Regions from separate parts of the Homo sapiens genome. Here region 2 is linked to region 1. Evidence: chromatin contacts called from ENCODE Hi-C data. All regions are on one chromosome and are shown on one strand. Each heading gives the region's core, a stretch centred on a gene start or an enhancer-like site at or near the end of the contact. The rest is flanking DNA. Distances are from core to core; before and after follow the strand shown.

What was found. Hi-C counts contacts between places; a loop is a spot of excess contacts on that map. Pooled maps may share reads with other maps.
Region 2: a map of heart left ventricle shows a loop between it and region 1 (4-fold over the local background). The contact joins two enhancer-like sites. A Hi-C loop is called at or near these places in 11 of 168 maps with a recorded cell type or tissue (CD4-positive, alpha-beta memory T cell, CD8-positive, alpha-beta T cell, Caco-2 and 7 more), 11 of 37 single-sample maps with no recorded cell type and 27 of 50 pooled maps.

Annotation. Positions count from the first base shown.
Region 1 is chr10:70,217,629-70,223,971 of GRCh38, forward strand. It overlaps PPA1 (inorganic pyrophosphatase 1), which reads right to left. Exons shown (of 11, transcript NM_021129.4): 3 at 1,136-1,189; 4 at 184-303. Among named protein-coding and RNA genes, the nearest start is that of PPA1, 13 kb to the right of the region's middle. RefSeq lists enhancers at 4,112-4,612, 4,613-5,113. Within about 2 kb of position 4,048, at least 12 of the 41 ENCODE cell types and tissues checked have a DNase peak (open chromatin) inside an H3K27ac peak, as active enhancers do.
Region 2 is chr10:70,549,685-70,556,027 of GRCh38, forward strand. All of the region lies in intron 18 of PALD1 (phosphatase domain containing paladin 1), which reads left to right. Among named protein-coding and RNA genes, the nearest start is that of PRF1, 50 kb to the right of the region's middle. Within about 2 kb of position 2,461, at least 7 of the 41 ENCODE cell types and tissues checked have a DNase peak (open chromatin) inside an H3K27ac peak, as active enhancers do.

The DNA.
Region 1 (6,343 bases), core at 2,798-5,297:
TTTAGTTTATCTTGAAAATAAGTTATTTAAGGAAGCATTCTGAGTTAATTATCCCTTCTTATGTTTTCAAAATCTACCATAGAAAAAACTCTCCACAGGTATTCAAACCTTTTTTACTAATAGCAGTAAATTAATATTTAGTAAGCTAAAAAGTACATTGTCAGCAGTTGCATGAAGACATACCTGAGGGATGGCACCATAGTTCCAGATATATCCTTTATACGGGAACAAATTCGCAACATAGCGAAGTTTTCCTTTTTTCACATCTTGTTTAATAGGGTTTAAAGGGTCCTTTGTAGCAATCTGAAATAAGAAAATTTCAAATCTTTGCATATTTGGATGTGAAATACTATTCAAATAAGGATCTGAGGAAATGAATTATGGTACCTATGTTCCCTAATTCCACTTTAATGATATATTTTATCCCTAACACTTTTATAATTGAACTAAGGTGTTTCCATAATCGGCCATTAAGTGAAAGGTTATGTGAGGTATAAAGGAACTATCAAGAAGGGAAAAAGAACATTTACTAATTCTAGAAAGCAAAGACTAAAATTAGCTGGAATAAATTCTAATGTTTGAGTAATAAAAATACCACAATTTTTATTAAAAGGGCAAAATAAATATTATCCAATTTTAGTTTTCCTTCACAGAATTTAAAATTATTCAAATACTTGGGTATTTATTACACAAAAAAAGTGATTACTGTTAAGAGTTTGTGATATAAAATATGTTATAAATATCCATAACAAAAAGGCAATGATGGTAGGTATCATCAGAAAGAAACTAACACCATGCAACTGAAATTCCAATGAGAGTATCTGTGGCTGGGGTGACTAAGGAGGGGTCAGTGAAGGGCTTACAGAGAGTAAGAGGAGAAAAAGTAATTCTAGGCTTTGGGAACATTGGAAGCAAAGATGTTGGGAAGAAAAGTTTGGGGCATATTTGTAAACAGTTGAGTTTAGCTGGAGCCCAAAGGGAAGACTAGTAGGCAATGGGAGATACAACTAGAAAATAGACTGGGACCAGACAGAGAAAAACCTTGACGTTCAGATGGTTCATCCTTGATCAAGTCAGTGTGACTAGATCAAAACCAATATCCTAAGTCTGACTCAAATGTAAGGTGAAATATTACCTCCATTTTTGCATTAGACCAGCGTGGTACTTCAACTACCATGTGAAACACATCCTGAAAAAACAAAGAGAAAGTGAGATGGTCACAGGAGCCAATTTGTTCTCTGAGGGAGCATGCACTATTTCTTCCAAAGTCAAACTGTTCATTGTATCAGATCTTTGAAGTCAATTGGATTTTCAACAAAATGCATCAAAAAAAGAGAATGATGGATGAAGAAATAATGCAATTATAGGAAAATATTCATTATAGAATCAAGGTGGTCAGTATATGATTGCTTACGGTATAGTTCTTCTTAATTTTTATTTACTTCTAAATTTTTTATAGAGGCAAGGTCTTACTGTGTTGCCCAGGCTGGTCTCAAACTCCTGGCCTCAAGTGATCCTCCTGCCTCCACCTCCCAAAGTGCTAGGATTACAGGTGTGAGCCATCTTGCCCAGCCAACTTACTATATAAATCTTTTAACTTTTCTGTATGCTTTAAGTGTTTCAGAATAAAAGCTGACAGTGGAAAGAATGTTCCTAGGAAGGAAACAGTTCTTAAATAAACGTAACAGAACCTGTATCTCTGAAGAAGACCATCTTCAAAACACTCTCCAAAGGCCAGTGTTATTTCCTTCAGAGACACTGCAATTACTCAAAATGTTTTTGGAGCTTCTATTTCAGAGACAGTTTATAAGACAAACCCCAAGTCAGACTAATTACTTGATCATACTTTAGTTTATAAGACGAACCCCACATCAGCCTAATTACTTGGTCATACTTTAGTTTTAGCATCAAACAAAACTCATCAGCTTCATTATCCACATTATTCTCCCAATTCGGCTGTTTTTAGAAATAAAGCCCCCCTGAAAAGGACTTTGACCTTGAAGATAAGAGAATATGCTTTAAAAATATTTTAATCAATGATAGTTCTACTGTAATTGGCTTATAGCCTTAAACTGACTACTATAAAATAGATGATATATTCAGGGAGTAAATTCCCAGATGTGCAGTTTAAAAACACAATGAAAAAACAAACCATACTTTGCCAACCCATTTTGCACACTGGAGTTAAATATGCCATAGGTTATTTAATTAAACTTGAGCTTTAATTATTCAGAATACTATTTTTTTTCACGGAATAGAACTTTAACTGCAGTTTTTCAGTTTTTAGCCTCTACAAAGGGCACAGATGAAGCTAAATCTGCAATTACTGTTTTCTGTCACCCAGGCTGGAGTGCAGTGGCACAATCTTGGCTCACTGCAACCTCTGCCTCCTGAGTTCAAGTGATTCTACTGTCTCAGCCTCCTGAGTAGCTGGGATAACACAGGGGCGTGCCACTACACCTGGCTAATTTTTGTATTTTTAGTAGAGATGGAGTTTCGCCATGTTGGCCAGGCTGGTCTCAAACTCCTGACCTCAGGTGATCCACCCGCCTCAGCCTCCCAAAGTGCTGGGATTACAGGTGTAAGCCACCGCACCTGGCCTGCAATTATGCTTATAAAAAGTACTTTTTTTTTTTTTTTTTGAGACAAGGTCTCACTCTGCCACCTAGGCTGGAGTGCAGTGGTATGAGCTTGACTCACTGAAGCCTCAACCACCCTGGCTCAAGCAATCTTCCCATCTCAGCCTCCTGAGTAGCTGGAGCTACAGATGCATGCCACCACATCCAGCTAATTGTGTGTGTGTGTATATGTATATATGTGTGTGTGTGTGCGTGTATGTGCATATATATATAATTTTTATATATATTATATAATTTTATATATATAAATTATATATGTATTATATATAATTTTTATGTATAATATATATATAATTATATATATAATATATATAATTATATATTATATATAATTTATATATATATTATATATAATTTATATATATATAATATATATAATTTATATATATATTATATATAATTTATATATATATAATATATATAATTTATATATATATAATATATATAATTTATATATATAATATATATAATTTATATATATATAATATATATAATTTATATATATATAATATATATAATTTATATATATATAATATATATAATTTTTATATATATTATATATATAATTTTTATATATATTATATATATAATTCTTATATATATAATATATACTTTATATATACTATATATATAATTTATATATAATATATATAATTTTTATATATACTATATATATAATTTATATATAATATATATAATTTTTATATATATACTATATATATAATTTATATATATAACATATATATAATTTATATATATAATATATATATAAATTATATATATATATAATTTATATATATATATATATATTTTTTTTTTTTTTTTTTTGTAGAGATGGAGCTTTGCCATGTTACCCCAGACTGGTAAAGTACATTTTAAGAACTTAACTTAAAATGAAAATCACTTGGTTACACCACTCTTTAGAATTACTTCTTTGCTACTTTCCATCAAAAAACGGGAACTGATAAGCCACAAGGGAATAAGTCAAAGGTTTCAAGTCAATAATTACCTGCTGCTACCAAGCAGAAAAACTACACTGATTTTGATTCAAAAGTGTAGAACTTCTGTCATTTTAAGTTCCTGCTGAAACCATGGGAGACTAAAGCATCCATAGGTTTCTGCTCCAAGCCTCCTGATACCTCACTTACCCAATACAACATAAAAACCAAAAGAATGGAGATATTACTTAAATCTAGGACTGAAGAAACTGCTCTATCCCTGTTTCCCTCTAAAATAACCAGATGGTTTAGAAAATGTAACACTAATTATTAATCCTGGGTAGAAAACCTCAGAACCAATCTTTGACTAAATTTCACCTTGTCCACTAGGTTTTCAAGTATTTTGTCCACTTCTCAGGTGTAAAAACGAGAGATCTGTAGGTCTGTGAAAAGAACAAGTCAGGGCTTTCGGTTTCCAGCAGCAGTACCCTAAAGATTCACAAGATGGAGCTGTTACGACATGAAAGATCAACTGAAGAGCTCGCCAAGATTAGCTGTTAATTTCGTTAAAACACCACCAAATGAATACATTGCTTCAAGAAAGATATAGCAGATAGAGCTAAAATAACTAATTCAAAGTTTAGAAACTATATTGAACACTTTAATAGCAGTAAATGACAAATATGTATAGATCCTCAAAACAGTATTACCTAATAACATAAATCTACATAATTAATGGGAAGGAAAAAAATAACAAGGAAGAAAACATCCTTCAGAAAATGGTAAGAGAATTCTGCTGCGAACAAAAGCTTGAAGGTCTGGTGCTTTTTAGAAATTAGCTGGGTGAGGCCGGGGGGTGGTGGCTCACACCTGTAATCATAGCACTTTGGGAGGCCGAGGTGGGCGGATTATGAGGTCAGGAGATCGAGACCATCCTGGCTAACACAGTGAAAAACCGTGTCTACTAAAAATACAAAAAAATTAGCTGGGCGTGGTGGCAGGTGCCTGTAGTCCCAGCTACTCGGGAGGCTGAGGCAGGAGAATGGCGTGAACCTGGGAGGCGGAGGTTGCAGTGAACTGAGATCACACCACTGCACTCCAGCCTGGGCCACAGAGCAAGACTCCGTCTCAAAAAAAAAAAAAAAAAAAAAAAAGAAATTAGCTGGGCGAAAAACAACAAGGAGTACCTGCAAAAGCCAGAGTCAATTCATTGATTTTTTTCAACAAATATTTGTTGTGAACCACCAGGATGTGCCAGGCACTTTTCTAGGCTCCGAAGACTAGCAATGAACAAAATAAAAGTTCTTTTAACTCCCAAAGAGTTGGATTTCCAAATCAGGTACTTCCTGCTGGTAGCATTGGTGGTTCAGGGGTAGAATTCTCGCCTGCTAAATCAGGTACTTCCAGTTTGTAGGCCTCAGGCTACAGCTTGGGGTGAGTGACTCATCTGTAAAATCAATGTTTAGCACACTTTTTTTTTATTATTATACTTTAAGTTTTAGGGTATATGTGCACAAAGTGCAGGTTTGTTACATATGTATACATGTGCCATGTTGCATGTTGGTGTGCTGCACCCATTAACTCATCATTTAGCATTAGGTATATCTCCTAATACTATCCTTTCCCCCTCCCCCCACCCCACAACAGGCCCCGGTGTGTGATGTTCCCCTTCCTGTGTCCACGTGTTCTCATTGTTCAATTCCCACCTATGAGTGAGAAATGCGGTGTTTGGTTTTTTGTCCTTGCAACAGTTTGCTGAGAATGATGGTTTCCAGCTTCATCCATGTCCCTACAAAGGACATGAACTCATCATTTTTTATGCATGGAATACTAGCACACTTTCAAATGCATGTAGATGCTGTAGTAATACTTGTCTCAGCCAGGCGTGGCGACTAACGTCTATAATCCTAGCACTTTGGGAGGCAGAGGCAGGAGGACCGCTTGAGGCCAAGAGTTCAAGACCAACCTGACCAACATAGCAAGACCCTGTCTCTTAAAAAACATTTTTTTAAAGAGAGAGAGAGAGAGAGACGGGGTCTCACTCTGTCATCCAGACTGGAGTACAGTGACGCAATCATAGCTCACTGCAGCCTCCAACTCCTGGTCTCAAGCAATCCTCCTGCCTCAGCCTCCTAAGTAGCTGGGCCTACAGGTGTGCACCACCACACCTGGCTAATTGTTTTTTAATTATGTTTTTGGAGATGAAGTCACACTATGTTGAGCAGGCTGGTCTCTAATTCCTAGCCTCAAGTGATCCTCCTGCCTATGCATCCCTAGTAGCTGGGACTACAGGTGCAAGCCATCCTGCCCAGCTCTGTACTTGTAAGGAGGGGGTGTTCCACATACTTTAGCAGGAATTACTACTAAAGAACAACCTTCTTCTAGACATCTGGCTACAATTCAAAGAGTTGCTACTAGGTGAACAACAGTGATATTTAGGATTTTTCAGGGCAACTGATATGAGAAATTCAATGAATTTTATAGCAACAGAGTTGCTATAAAAACTATTACTGTTTTTATGCATTCTAATGATTCCAATATTCACGCACTTAAAAAATACTGATTTTAAGAAATTTCGTACTACCCAGTTACAAATTCATTCCTTCTTCTTTAATCCCAACTGGTTTCAGCTTTTACTTAGCTGGATCTTGGATTTACTATCTTGTTACTCCCACTGTTAGGACTTCCCAGAACTCCATCCTCCAATCCTACCATGCTTTGGAGTCTCAGTCATTGCTCTGGCATCAGAGCTCTCAGCTCTCTGTT
Region 2 (6,343 bases), core at 1,211-3,710, 330 kb after region 1:
CAGAAGTTATTGGAGATGAGTTGGTATGGGTGAGTTGGCACTCCTCCCTGGACATTGGAGAGGGAAGGGTAGTTGGGGCTGCTAGAGGTGACTGCTTGACTCTGTTGGCATTGGAGAAGGAAGGTGGCTGGGGCTGTTAGAGGTGGTCACTCTGGCTGCCTTCTGGATGTGAAGTGTTTTTTAATGAGAGAGGAAGCAGAGCCAGCTAGGATTCTTACCCGCTCCCACCAGGTCACCCACCCCCTTTCCAAAGGCCAGGTTGGTCGTGACCTCTGCAGTGGGAGGACACAGATCCCTGAGCCCCAAGGCCCCTTGGAGGGCCCAGAGGCAAGATGTAGAGTCATTCTGGGATATGGCCACCAGGTGGTGCCAGTGACCTACCTGGCCAAATTCTTAGAGGCACTGAAGAGCAGAGGGACTGAGAGGAGACACCCTCTAGTTCAGGGGCTTGCACCCCACATGTCCAAGAGATCTGAGAGCTTTAAACCATGCTGTGGCAGAGCTCCATCCCTAGAGAGTCTGATTTAGTTGGTAGGGGTGTCTTGGCCAGGGCACGGGTCTTGTTTTTGAAGTCTCCCAGGTGATTCCAACACACAGCCAAGGCTGAGAGCCACATATTCTAAGCAGCGGCCCCCAGCTTTAGTGGGCTTCAGAATCACATGTTAGACTTGTTAAAATGCAGGCTGCTGGGCCCCACTCTGGAGCTTCTGATTCTGTAGGTCTGGAGGTCTAACACACTCCCAGATGATACTGATGCTGGCGGGGACCACACTAGGGGATGTATACAATTCACGATGTATACAATTCATGTGCCATGCAATTCACTTATTTATGGTGCACGAGTCCCTGGTTTTTAGTACATTCATAGAGTTGTGCATCCAGCACCACATCAAGTTTAGAACATTTTTCATCACCCTAAAAAGAAACCTCACACCCGCTAGCAATCGCTTCCCCTCCCCCACCATCTGGCAGCCACTGATCTTTCTGCCTCTGTGGATTTGCATGGTCTGGCCATTTCGTATAAGTGGAATCATACACCATGTGGTCCTTTGTGTCTGGCTTCTTTCACTTAGCATAATGTTTGAAGGTTTATCCGTGTTGTAGCATGTATTATTACTGCATTTGTATGGCTGAATAATATTCCATTGTATAGACATATCCCATTATGTCTGTCTGTTTATCAGCTGATGGACATTTGGTTTGTTGTAGAACTTTTTGGCTATTATGAATAATGTTGCTGTGAAAATTCATGTACAAGTTTTTGTGTGAACGTATGTTTTCATTTCTCTTGGTTATATACCTAGGAGTGGAATTGCTGGATCATATGGTAATTCTGTGTTTAACCTTTTCAGGTTAACCACCGTGAGTTGGTGGCTGAGTGGGGATGAGAGGCAACGATCTTCACTCCCAGCCCACGCTCCTCCCCAGACCATGTTGTCCTTGACCCAAGGATCTCATCCATGTTGCCCCAGTGGGCTGCAGGGAGATGTGCGGAGTCTCTAGAAAGGCAGCGGCCCCTACCACCCCTTCTCTCTAATGGTGACTTCTGGAAATTGGCAGCTGGGTCTCACCTGTGGTATCAGCTGTTTATTTAAACTTCTGCCCTCTGGTTTCAAACCAGAAGTCCCAGGTGGCCTCCAGCAGGGTCTGTGGTTCTTTGCTCAGAGCCGGGTGCTGTCCATGCAGAGGGTGCCATCAGCCTGGTCAGATCCCCCACAGCCTCTGGATGTAAATGGACCTGAGCTCAGGCTTGGGTAGGGCTTTATCCCCTCCATCGGCTTAATTTGCCCGGGAATGTTCTAGGACCAGTCCACATTTGGCCCATCTGAAGTTTTCCAAAATCCCAAGAGTCCACTTGGGATCCTGAAATTCAACAGCATGTGTCTGCTTGGCTTCCTGCCCCTCACTCCCCAGAGCCCCCAAATGGTGAATTTCCTTTTCCTGGCCCCCTGCCGGCTTCAGCAGTCAACTTATACTTTAGTAATAAGCAGTGAAGAACACAGCTCCTGTGATATGGCATTTGTGCTTCTTCAGCAATAAAACTATTCCAGGGCCCTCAGTTGGGAACAGTGGAAGAATTTGGAGGTCAGTTTCCTGTTGTGGATCAGAGAGGAGGGCTCAGAATGTACATGAATCTTCATCTGCACCCTGAGGTTGCACAGCAAGAATAAGGACAGTAAGTACCAAAAGCTTAGGTGGCTCAGGTTGAGCAAAGAGTCTCCCAGTCTCCCAGAATCCTGCCAACTCAGCGATGATTTTACTTTTGCCCGTTTCCTTCTGGGCTTCGTGCACTTGCATGCAGCTCTCTGGAAGCTGTGATTGTGGCAGGCCCACGGGACGTCTCTCGCCACTCACCTAGGCTGTGTTTATGCATTTCAACATGTGCCCAGCCAGCATGTGCTGCCTCAGTGCTGGGCCCTGGGCGGACACTGAGTAGGGACCGGTGATGAAAGGTGCGCAGAGCTGACGTTCTCGTAGGGCAGAGAGAGGCAAAATTAAGCAACAGCTCCGGCTTCTGGGCATTTTGTCGTGTTTGCTGAGGAGCCCTTACATCATCGCATTCCGTGTTCACATTCCATGCAGTGAGTGGAAGTACTGTTTCTCATGCTGTTGCTGTGTGTAGCACGCGCGGCCCTTCACATTCTTTCCTGTCGTCTTCTGGGATGGGGGGTGATGTGGACCTCGTAGCGCATGTGGCTTTTCCGTTGTGTGGATTATTTTTGTAAAGCTGATACTTAGAAGTAGAATTACTGAATGAGTCAAAACTTAGGAACTTATATTTTTAAGTATTTTGGAATGTTTCAAACAGAAAATTTCAAAGCAGAGAGCATAATTTCCTCAGCCCTCATGTGCCCACCTCCCAGCTGCAGTAAGTACCCATCTCAGCCAGTCTTATTTTATCTCAAGCCCTCCGAGCTCTCACTGAATTATTTTAAAGCACATCGCAGTCCTCATGTTACTTCTTCTGTGCATATTTCAGTACGTACCTCTAAAGAAGGGGGATCTTTTAAAGAAGGCAGTCACACCGCCATGATTGCCTCTTAAACAATGGACAGTCGCTACTTACCAGCAAACATCTGGTCAATGTTTAGATGTTTCCACTAATCTCACAGGCTTTTTGCAGCTGGATCAGGATCCAAACAAGATCCACATGTTGCATTTGGTTGACGTGGCCCTAAGTCTCTTTTAATCTCATACAGTTCTCCTTTTCCCCCCTGAAATATATTTGTGAGGTAAACTGGTTGTCTTCCTGGGCTTCCTGGAGCTAATTTTCCTAGTTGCACCCCTAGGTTTAAGTTGGCCTGTGCTTCCTGGAAATGGTTCGCATCCAAGGCTTCATAAGATTCCGGCTCAGTGTGGCCGGAATGGTTACTGGGGGTGCCGTATGCTGCTGTTGGGGCTGGAAGATCCTGTCGTCTCTCCTATTATGACTGGCTTGCAGCAGTGTGCATCGCCAGCTTGCAGAATGGTGATCTGCTGGCTCTCTCATTCCATCTACATTAATTAACTGCGATACTTCCAGAACGAGAGACTTCCCCTCAGGTGTGTTGGGGACAGACAGGCAGGTTCCATGTTTGCTGTTTCCTTTGATTTCCCTGTCTCCAGTGGATGGGTTGGTTTGGGAGATGCTTGTCTAAAAATGAGGGAAAGATGTTGGCTTCAGCAAGGCCTAATGTTCCTCCAGATTTGGATGTGGCTGGAGTCTGTGAGGAGAGTCTGGGTGACTGGAGTGAGAGCCAGCAGGGAGTGGGATGGGGTAGAGGCTCATGCGGAGGGACAGGGAGTCACTAGAGACCCAGTGCCGGCCACACATGTCCTGACATCTCCTTAGCCAACTTGGAAGTAGTCCGAGAGGTGCCCATGCTGGGCTGATAGACATTTTTACGACCACCGTCCTCACTTTGCCTGTGTGTGATAAAGGGTGTTCTAATGTTGGTTCCGGTTTTACATTTGAGGAGGGAGGCACTGAGCTTGCCCAAGAACACACAGCTGGCAGATTTAGGAGGGGGACAAGACCCGGCCCCTGACTCCCAGATTGAGCCTCTCTGCCATGCCACATGGCCTCTCAAGCGGGCGGAGGCACCATTTCACCTCTCCCTGCCCACCTTGAGCCCTGCTGCAGGGAAACAGAACTGGAAGCCATGGTCCTTGCCTTTGAGGAAGTCGCAGACTGACCAGGAGAAGGACAAGGACAAGAACACATCCCAGACACAGGTTGTGGGTGCAGCTGGGAGGTAGTGGAGCCAAGCCTGGGGACATATTTTCCACTGGGACAGACCTTCCCTGAGGGAACAGCCTCGACCCTTCTCTCTATGCCTGTCTCAAGCAGCCCGACTTCACGGGGCTGCAGCCCACGGCGGTGCCCCTCTGTTCTCCAGTGTCTGCAAGGTTGAGTCAAGGCTTGGATGCCTCCTGCATGTGAAGGGGCCAGATGCTTGGGGCATTTTAAGAACTGCCTCAAGGCCATGCACTCTGGCTCATGCCTGTAATCCCAGCACTTTGGGAGGCCAAGGTGGGAGGATCACCTGAGGTCGGGAGTTCAAGACCAGCCTGGCCAACATGGTGAAACCCTGTCTCTACAAAAAATACAAAAATTAGCCGAGCGTGGTGGCGCACACCTGTAATCCCAGCTACTCGGGAGGCTGAGGCAGGAGAATCACTTGAACCCTGGAGGCAGAGGTTGCAGTAAGCCGAGATCATGCTGCTGCACTCTAGCCTGGGTGACAGAGTGAGACTCCATCTCAAAACAAACAAATAAACAAACAAACTGCCTCAAAAGGAAAAAAGAAAGAAAACCCATTGAACTAAGCCACTTCCAGCGCTTTGGACGGAAGTTAGAATGCCGGGCCCTGGCTGAGGAGAATCCAACATGGCCGCCAGCCCAGGGCGGTGACACCCGCAGCAGACTTCGTTGTTTCCTTTTGGGCTTGGAAAGGGAAAATATTTATGACAAAAACCAAAGTCAGGGCACCTGGAGGAAGCCCTGCTAGAATCATTAATGCCAGCGACACTTTTCCTGGGCTTTGCCTGGTGACGTTAATTCTTAGTGTTGGGTTTTTAAAACAGCCTGTGTCTCCTGTTTTCCTTTCAGAAGAGTTTGAAGAACAGCTGAGGTGAAGGGAGCCACACAGGGAGAAGGAAACATCCTCTGGTCTCAAAGCGAGATTTATTGTATAAAGACTGTAGTGCTTTAACTTTGAGCAGTGCTTTTTGAGCCTCCCCTCCCCTCTCCTCCCCTCCCCCTCCTCCCCCTCCCCTCCCCCTCCTCCCCCCTCCCCTCCCCCTCCTCCCCTCCCCTTTCTTTGAGACAGAGCCTTGCTCCGTAGCCCAGGCTGGAGTGCAGTGGCACAACCTTGGCTCACTGCAATTTCTGCCTCCCAGGTTCAAGTGATTTTCCTACCTCAGCCTCCCAAGTATCTGGGATTACAGGTGCCTGCCACCACCACTCCCGGCTAATTTTTGTATTTTTACTAGAGCCGGGGTTTTGCCATGTTTCCCAGGCTGGTCTCAAACTCCTGGACTCAAGTGATCCACGAGCCTCGGCCTCCCACAGTGCTGGGATTACAGGTGTGAGCCACTGTACCTGGTTGCTATTTGAGTTTTCTAAGAACTCACCTTTTGTCTTTTGTGGTCCTCAGACAGATGGTGAGAACAGGACAAATTTTATTAGACCCATTTGACTGAGAAGAAACTGAGGCCTAATGAAGTTTTGTGATTGGCTGGAGGCTGGACCAGAAGCTGGTTCCCAACTCCTCGACTTGCATCCCTTTTCTGCCGCTGTGGCAGCCACGACCCGGGGGCAATCTTGTGGTGGCAGAGAAGGGAAGCGTTGGCAGGGAAGCTGCCAGCCGCTACTGTGTGACTGCCTGGGTTGGTGCAGAGTTGGTCCTGCGACCAAAGGAGCTTCCAGGAGGTCAGAGAGACCAGCTCCGTGCCCCAAGGGCTGAGGTCATTTCTTAAGAAAAAAGACCAGAGAGCTCTGGCTCTGAGCCCCAGGCAGGGTCTTTCTCAGCCTCTTGAAAACTCTGGCTGTTGGCCGGGCGCAGTGGCTCCCGCCTGTAATCCCAACACCTTGGGAGGCTGAGGCGGGCGGATCACTAGGTCAGGAGATCGAGACCATCCTTGCTAACACGGTGAAACCGCTTCTATACTAAAAATATAAAAAATTAGCCGCGCGAGGTGGCGGTCACCTGTAGTCCCAGCTACTTGGGAGGCTGAGGCAGGAGAATGGCGTGAACCCGGGAGGCGGAGCTTGCAGTGAGCTGAGATCGCACCACTGCACTCCAGCCTGGGTGACAGAGTGAGACTCCATCTCAAAACAAAACAAAACAAAAACCCTGGC